3 separate regions of the Mus musculus genome follow, and all the other regions are linked to region 1. The links are chromatin contacts, found by Hi-C in ENCODE. All regions are on one chromosome and are shown on one strand. The core of a region is the stretch at or near the end of the contact, and the rest is flanking DNA. Distances in the headings are between cores, read along the strand shown.

Region 1 (2,700 bases), core at 130-2,629:
GTTTTTTCCTTCTGCTGGAGAGTCTTAGGCTCCCATCTCAAGCAGATTTCCTGGGGGCCCCACCCTTGCCGTCCTCGGGTGGCCACAGTCCCCACCCAAAGGGCTGATCTCTAGACGTCTCTGCAAGTTCCAGGCTCTGTCCTAAGAATGCCATTCTAAACCCTTACAGCATCCACTGAGCAAAGTACTCCGTGAGAGCTGAGGAGGAAACTGAGTTTCAAAGGTGCCTTTGTCCGCCAGGTGTTAGAACTAAACAATCAGGAACGATGAACTTAAATCCAAGAAAACAGGACGTTGAAACCAAAAGGCTTCGCCACTTGTCTGCCCGGCCTCGTGCAAGGTCAAACCTAAGGCAACCACAGCAGGTCTGTTTGCCTTCATGGAACAAAGTCATCCTCATGCCAGCCACGACCCCTCCCCCAGCCCGGCCGCTGCGGGGGGGCGGGGGGGACCAGAGCCCATTCCCAGCTCCCCCTTGTCGCCGGGCTGGCCCCTTGTCCTGACCCCTTTCCCAAGCGCAGGATCGGCCTGGTCCGGTCGCCTGGCTCACGGGGTCGTCTGTGTGCACTGGCTAGTTAAGAAAAATAAACACCGTTCCGAACTAAGGCCATTTCTTTCAAGCCGAGCTCCGCCGCCTGCCAGAGAAATGCAAACAGCGGGGGTTGGGGGGCGGCCGGAGCTTGCCCCGGCCCCCCCGCGAGCGAAGCTGCGGGTGGGAGGGCTGGGCCGGGTAACCTGAGCCTCCGCGCCGGCTCCCCGCGCGCTGCCCTCCGCGTGCCCTTTCGCCCCTGACCCCGCCGGAGACGCGCCCGCCCTCTGCGGCGCCCCCCAACCCGGACCGGACCCTGGCCAGCACTGTCAGGCGCCCAGAGTTGCCCTCTTCCCCCAGCGCGTTCAGCACGGGGGAACCCCATCACTTTGGGTCACCCCTGGGGCTCCCCCAGCCTTGCTGCCACCTGGCTCCCATCAGCAACACTCTCCTGCTGTGGCCGCACACCAGGTCTAAGTGCTAGCTAGGGTCTTTAAACGCCAAAGAGAGAAGGGGAGGTGACAGGAAGCCTAACAAGGTTGGGGACCGCTTCTAGACGTGCCCCCGCAATGGAGAGGGACACGGAGGGTCGGGGAGGCACGGGAAAAGGCTCGGCTTGGCACAGCCTGGCCACCATGGGTCGGACCAGAGCAAAGTTTTAGCTTATAACCGAGAGTATTCAACCAAGGATGAACCAGGCTCGCAGCCAGGCTCGCAGCCAGGCTCGCTTTGAGGGTAGTTTATTCAAGATCTTCAAATAAATAAATAAATAAATAAATAGGGCTCGGGCCACCAGGGGGAGGATGTCCCCAGGCCGCTCCGAACTCTGCTGGGAGGAAGGAAATGTAAGTCACCGTGGACGCGACAGCGCCACCCTCGTTTGTCTTGGTTCTAGAGAGGCCAGCCGCTGCACGTGCGTGAACACTGCGGGGAAGAGTTGAGAACCTGGAATCTTAGCAGGATGGAGTCACCTACTCCGGGAAATGCCGCGCTGCGTGGGCCTAGCGATCTCGCCTGTCTGTCGTAGAGGCACCGTGGGATCCCCCACGCCCTCGTCCCCCTAAGGGCTACCGTTGGAGCTCTTCGGAACCTCAAGGCCTAGAGGATGAGAGAGTCGGCGGTGCGCCCGCATCGTTCGAATTCCTTCTCGGCGAAATGTGGACCAAGCTGATGGCTTGAGAAAAGTTTGGGTGTGAAGCTCCTGCTGGCTTCGGGTCACTTTCACTCACCCAGAGTCTGTAGCCCGTATCTGACCACCTGTCCTAAGTATTGTCTCCCAGAGGGGGCTTTCTCCTTCCCCAGCTCCTTGTCTAAGTTGCGGGCCAAGTGCTTTCCCGAGATGCTGAGCGCACAGGCGTTCCTGCACGTTTCTGGGCTCGCTCCCTGGTGGTCTCTGCACCTGCCCTAGGTTAAGGGGCGCACCTTGCTGGCTGCCGAGACTCAAGACTCCTCGGCAGTCCCAAACCTTGACTTTTCTGTAGTCTCCTGAGCTGTACAGTGCAACCAGAACTCGTCAGGCATGCGGGCCACTCGTTTGCGGGCGCGCACCTTTCCGGCACATATGTGCCCTGAGCTTTAGGGACTCCCGTCCTTGCACTTTGGTTAAGGGAACAGATGTGAGCCTGGGAGACTTTTCTTTACCTAAGCTTCAAATGGGAGTTCTTCTACTGGTGTAAAAAAAAAAGAGGTGTGTGTGTGTGTGTGTGTGTGTGTGTGTGTGTGTGTGTGTGTAAACATTGCTTCCAGTGTCCGGGATCTCTAGCTTCCTAAGTCGGTTCCCTTCTTCGCCCGACGCCAAGCAGTCCCACCAGAAAGAATCCATTCATTTGGGATCAAAAGCACCACTTTGGACGCGGGCAATAAATCTGTGCCCCTCAAGTCCTGCCGGCTGCTGCTCCTCCTGGACCCTGCCGTGTAGACGCCCTTAAAAAGAGCCCCTAGTGGGATCAGATTTGAAACTCCACCTTAGGGTTCTGGGTCCAGCCGCGTTTGACCGGTCAGACCCTCGACGCTTTTCCTCTAAGTCCGGCTTCCCCTTCTGTCACCCAACCCCCTGCCCTGGCGCTCAATCTCTGAGCGAGGACGCGGCTGACAGTTAAATTGCAATGTAGGCCGGGCTGGGGGTTGAGAAGGGACCGCGTGTCTTTAACGGGCCGTGCAGACAAAGCGTC
Region 2 (2,700 bases), core at 91-2,590, 170 kb after region 1:
GGGTTGTAACTACCACCTTTCAGCTCCTGGCCCACGGAAAAGGGGCAGAATAGGTGAGCAGAAATTGCTTAAGCTGTTATCTCAGAAACCCGTTTTTGTTGTTGTTGTTGTGTTTTTTTTTTTTTTAAGAGTTTTCTCCAAAATATGTTATCCCCAGGAAACCAGGCCCAGTCCTTACCCAGTTCATCCTCCATGGGGTCTGCCTGCCCTTGGTCACCTGCCTCAAGGTAACCCGAAGCCAACAGGGTCTCCCAGAGTCACTGCCTTCCTGTGCTCAACCCATAACTTCTCTGGGCAGGGTGGGCCAAACACGGAGGGTCCCTGAGGCGTGCCCCTCACCTCTTCACACACCCGAAAGGGAAGATGTTTGGGTAGAGAGTGGGAGGATTTTTTTTCTCTCTCTCTCAGTTCTCCACCAGTCTGAGCCTGGCTCCTGCTACCCAATTTAGTCCTCCCCCTCGGAACCTGGGCCTTTCCGTGCCCGGACTTCCCCCTCCCAACCCAAACACACACCAGCGTCCCCAACCCCACCCCCACCCCCATCCTCACGGTCCCCCTGGGCACAAGCGGTATTCAGGGACGCCAAGTTTTGTTTACAATCTAATTTGTTCAGATAATTGCCTCGACTTTGCTCTGTGCTTGGCCCGCGTGGATCCAGCCTGAAGCCCTTTCTCCATCGGTTCTCACAGCACTTTATAGGAAATTCCCCTTTGCAGACCGAGGCGGCAGCGCGTGCGCGCCGGGATGGGAGAAAAGACTGTTCACAAAGCCCAGAAAGAGCCTCCCCAGCCCCAGCCCCCACACAGTGGGGAGTCAGAGGGAGGCGCGGCAGGGCCCGCGCTGGACGTCGGCTTCGGACTGGGGGGGGGGGGGTCCTGACCACTCCCCGCGCCAGGCGCAGCCCGCCCGAAACCAGTGAACCGTGTGCCAGCAGGACTTGGCCGTACCTCCAGGTTCCAGGAAAAGGCCAGAGTTAATAAAGCCTCCCATCGGATGGGTCCCCAGTCCACTGTGAAACTCTACGGCCTATCGACTTTGGCAGATCGGTAGCCCCACGTCCCCATTTTTTCCTTCCCCAAAGTTTGGTCCACGTGGTCCTCTTCGGCTTGCCGCTGGCCGCCTCTCAGGGGGAAAAGTGGCTGCACCTGCTTTAGGCGAATTATGGTAGCACTAGAAGTTAGTCTCCCCTCCCTCCGCCGCTCGCTCGTTCGCTCCCTCCTCCCTGTCGCTCGGCGCGCTCCCTCCTTCCCTCCACCCCTCCGGTCCCCCCGCCCGGTGTGCCCCGCCCGCGCGCCGATCGCTCGCAGCCACTCGCAGCCGGGGCTCAGTCGCAGCCCCTCGGAGTCCGGAGCCGGTCGCCCCTACGGACCGGACAGTGCCACCAGCTGCCGGGACGGAGCCCCCCAACACGCGATCAGGGCGCGGCGCAGGCGGCCGCGGCGCGGCGGGGAGGAGCCCGGGCCGGAACCAGGGCTGGGCCGGGGGCGGGGACGCCGGGGTCCCGGAGCCCCGGAGCCGGAGCGAGCTCAGGAGCGTCGCCGGAGCCCGGGGAAGGACGATCGGAAGCTGGAGAGAGCCAAGCCATCCTCCAAAGTGCGATGCCCCCAAGGGGCTAAGGCGCGCGGCGATCGGCGCTAGAAAGATCGCTTCGGAGCGCAGGGGCAGCCCCGGCGAGTGGCGGCGGGCCCGGGCTGCGACCCGAGCGAGCCCCATGCCCCGTGCGGGCTGACGGGCCGGAGCCCGCACTGAGCGGCCGGGCCGGACAGGTAGGTGGCCGATTCAGGGACCCCAGGGATCCGGGTGGGGGCTGGGCCGGGGACTCGTCCAACTCCCTAGCTCGCTCACTCTCTCGCCTGCTCCCCGGCTCACTTTGTGTTTGCAAACTGCCCGCCCGAGGCGCGTCGGCCGCCGGAGGAGCCCGGCCCCGGGCCGGAGCACTTTGTTCCAGCTGGGCCGGCCGCGGAGCACTGACCCTGGTGAGTTGAGAGACCCTGCCCCCGGCCCGGGCCCCCAGCCGATCGGAGCTGTCTGGGGAACAGGTGGGGGCTGAGGCGCGGGGCTGGGGGGCAGCGGGAAGCTGGCCGGGGCGGAGGGGGGGCGGCTTGGAGAAGCCACTGAGGCCCGCCCTGCCCCAAGAATCTGGGCTCCGCCCCCTCCTGGCCTCGCTGCTGGGAATGGGGTGTTAGGGGGCGCGACCCCCCCTCCCGGAGTGAGACAAAGAATACTTCCCGGCCCGGACTTTCCTGAGCCGGGAAGGGAAGTGGTGAACTGGGATCCCCCCAAGTCCAGTCTGCACGGGACTCCCCAGGACAAACAGAAAGACTTGAGTCTGTGTGTGTGTGTTGGTGTGTGTGTTGGGGGGGGCAACAATCTCAAACACCTCATCGCCTTGGTTTGTGGAGGTCACACTTCGAAAGTGCTGAGACTAGTCAACCTCCCCCCCCACTCCCGCATCTCTTAATCAGATCTGAGATAAAGCGGAAAACTTCTTGGGGACTTGAGAGAGACTGGTAATGGCCCCTGTGATTTATTTATTTATTTATTTATTTATTTATTTACGTGCGCCGGAGCTGATCGGTGGGGAACTAATCTAGTGGATACCCTCCTCATTCGGACAGAGCTCCTGCGGGGTAGTGTGAGGTTTGAGAGTGAGGGAATAAGGTAACGGAGAGTGGGCCCAAGGCCACCAGAGATGAAGCT
Region 3 (2,700 bases), core at 192-2,691, 220 kb after region 1:
GGGCGCACTTTGCCCAAATAAAGAAAATCCCCAACCGCCTCAACAATAGTGCTACCTCAGGCTAGGGCGCATGAAGCCCTTTCTCACCCCCAACCGTGAAGGGCTCCCATGTCTTTTTTGCACATGCGCAGTCTCTGGAGGCCCGGCTCCCAATACCCTCAGCTCTCTTAGCTCATTAGCCTAGCGGGGAATCCCAACCCGCCTCTGGGTCTCCTGTCCTCAAGGATGAGTCAGGGGCTACATAAAAGGGTGGAACACAGGGCCGTGAGGCCCCCAGATCTAGTCTGAGGGTCTCTTTGCCCTTTCCTTGCCTGCAGGCCATTCTGGAAACTCCAGATCGGCAGCTGACGCTAAATGAGATTTATAACTGGTTCACCAGGATGTTCGCCTACTTCCGAAGAAACACGGCCACCTGGAAGGTAAGACCTGCCCTATCTCCCTCATCCTGACTTTCTTCTCTAAACCGCCACAGTCTACTGAGACCAAGGCTACCTACTACTTTGTCCCCTCAACAGTTCTGCAGAAATAGCCCACCAGGTCCACCAATAGCCCTCACCCCGGTCCCCTCAGCAGCAACTCCAGTGTTCCTAACTTGCTATTTTGTACATCGGGGACTTGCGTATTGTCGCAGATGGTCTTAAAACCCTGGGTTTAATGATCGCCCTGCCTCCACCTCCCTGAGTGCCAGGATTTCAAGTGAACATCACCACACCCTGTTAGACAGTTGCTAGGTGTGGAATCCAGCCCTGTGTGTGCGCTAGGCATGCACAGTGTCTTCCTTTTAATGACCTTGGCCAGCCTCGCACTGTCTCTTTAACGGGAAGAAATTATTTCTCTTTAGTATGGTACAAAGAATTCCAACTCCCTGAGACAGGGCCTCTGGAGGGTTGACGGTCAGCTCAGTGGCAGGTCCTGGGGTAAATCCATGGCTCCAGATTTCATAACTAATCCAGTCTAGGAGGAGGTTCAAAGGTGTATACTGGCCCCAATACATGGGTAGACTGAAGTCTATAGACCACTCCCAGGGACACAAATGGATACATACAGCACCCAGCTCACCAGTGGCAGGGAGGTAATTGTCTCTATTCAATTAGTCACTTAACACTTTCAGCTATAAGCATTTTCCTTGGAGACCAGAGGAATGCAAGGACCTAGGAAAATGGGCCAGAGATGTAGGCTGGGACACTGTTCTATGGTCGATATAGGGTGTGCATGCGCACCATGTGTGTCTTGCACTATGAAGCAAGATGAGAAGGTGGTATCTAAATTAAGGCGGAGTTGGACGAGGAGGAGGAAGTGGGGGGTGGAGTATTGGCCCTTTCAGGAAGTCAAGATACATGAGAGGGCGTCTCTCTCTCACTCTCTCAGAACTCTAATTGTATCCCTGGCTCTCGGGTCCTCCTGCTGGCCTGTGAGAAAACTGCAGCCAAACAGACCTCCTGCAGTGTGACGGGTTTCTCCACAGTGGAACGGAGGAGGCCCTCCGGGCCAGGGCACCGCCAAGCACTGGGTGGGATCTGCAGCTGTCCAGCCTTTTCTACCTTAGTAATGTGCAAAGGACTACTAGAAGGGCCTATCATGGCATCTTCCCTTTCCTGTGCCAACCTCCCAAAGCTTAGACTATGCAGCAGGGGCAGCCACTCTGATTGGCTATGAGTGATGTCACTTCCTGGCAACCACAGCCCTGCCCTCTTTTTGAGCTAGCGTTGTGTTTTAGGAGCCACCTGGTCCAGCCTCCAACGTCTAGGCCAGGTCAGATGGCAGACTTTACAGATGATACAATCCCATCACCTAGAGTTGAATATAGCGTAGAGCTGGTTCAGGCAGCTTTCATAGCTTCTCAGTGGCCATGCCGAGAGCCTCACCTTGATCTGTTTCATCCCTCACACACAACCCTAATCTGGTCCTGATATAGTGTGGCTTGTTGCTACGTGGCACCCTGGGGGGTGCCACACTGCCCTGTCCGGTCAGACTGTACTGGCTTGAGATCCACACTGACTTTGAGAGTTCTTTTCAGCCAGCCAACTTCATTCATGCTACTGGGGAAAGAGTAGCCTGTGGTTTCTTCCCATCTATTTTGCACCTTCTCCGGGTCATCTTTCTCTACATCACTTGGGTTTCTTGATCCCCACCCCCACCCCTTCTGGTCCCCATCCATAGACCATGCCGGCTGCTTTAGACCTAGGGTATCCAGGCTTGGGGGTGGGCGTGTGCCAAGCCAGCTGCCATTTCTTAGGGACAGAGCTACCATCTGCCAAGTGGATGGTCCTCAGCAGCCTTCCTGTGTCCATCCCCTCCTAGGGCCTGTGTTGTGGGCCCATCCTTTTGTTTACGCAGCCCCCGCCAGACCCCTTAAATTGCCGTTAATGTTTCAGCGTAACGAATTAGTCTCTCGTCACGAATCAGGCTTCGAAACGAGGGAAAAAAAGCCCCGGCGAGGCCACCCTCGGAAATTGGGGTCATTCTCATTTGCAAAGCGGAGGATCGGAGCCCCGTAATGCGGGCAAATTTATTCCGAGGCAGGAGCCCCGGCGTGATTAGGCCCTTTGTAATTATCGCTCCGTGAGATTCCACTCCAGCCGCCCGCCTCCCTCGTGGGTTAGCAAGCGAGTCGGAAAAATACACAGGATTTAATTAGAGGCAAATTAAAATTGGTAATGAAATCGGGCCAGTTGCAAGAGGCAAGAGTTGGATGGGAGA

Evidence for each region. A loop is a pair of places that touch in the nucleus more often than their neighbours do.
Region 2: a loop to region 1 is called in a map of heart, with 2.4 times the contacts of the local background. The contact joins the promoter of Foxp4 here to the enhancer-like site in region 1. A Hi-C loop is called at or near these places in 5 of 37 maps with a recorded cell type or tissue (T-helper 2 cell, heart and left cerebral cortex).
Region 3: a map of gastrocnemius shows a loop between it and region 1 (5-fold over the local background). The contact joins two enhancer-like sites. A Hi-C loop is called at or near these places in 17 of 37 maps with a recorded cell type or tissue (adrenal gland, gastrocnemius, heart and 2 more).

The regions. Positions count from the first base shown.
Region 1 is chr17:48,095,815-48,098,514 of GRCm38, reverse strand. No RefSeq gene overlaps it. Among named protein-coding and RNA genes, the nearest start is that of A730006G06Rik, 6.8 kb to the right of the region's middle. Within about 2 kb of position 1,379, at least 1 of the 3 ENCODE cell types and tissues checked has a DNase peak (open chromatin) inside an H3K27ac peak, as active enhancers do; it is heart, where a contact is called at or near this core.
Region 2 is chr17:47,923,272-47,925,971 of GRCm38, reverse strand. It overlaps Foxp4 (forkhead box P4), which reads left to right and starts at 1,340. Exons shown (of 17, transcript NM_001110825.1): 1 at 1,340-1,766. Gm46601 (a long non-coding RNA gene) reads left to right here. Exons shown (of 3, transcript XR_003952247.1): 2 at 1-53; 3 at 158-498.
Region 3 is chr17:47,872,354-47,875,053 of GRCm38, reverse strand. Foxp4 (forkhead box P4) reads left to right here. Exons shown (of 17, transcript NM_001110825.1): 13 at 318-419. Among named protein-coding and RNA genes, the nearest start is that of Gm25201, 33 kb to the right of the region's middle. Within about 2 kb of position 1,441, at least 2 of the 3 ENCODE cell types and tissues checked have a DNase peak (open chromatin) inside an H3K27ac peak, as active enhancers do; they include heart, where a contact is called at or near this core.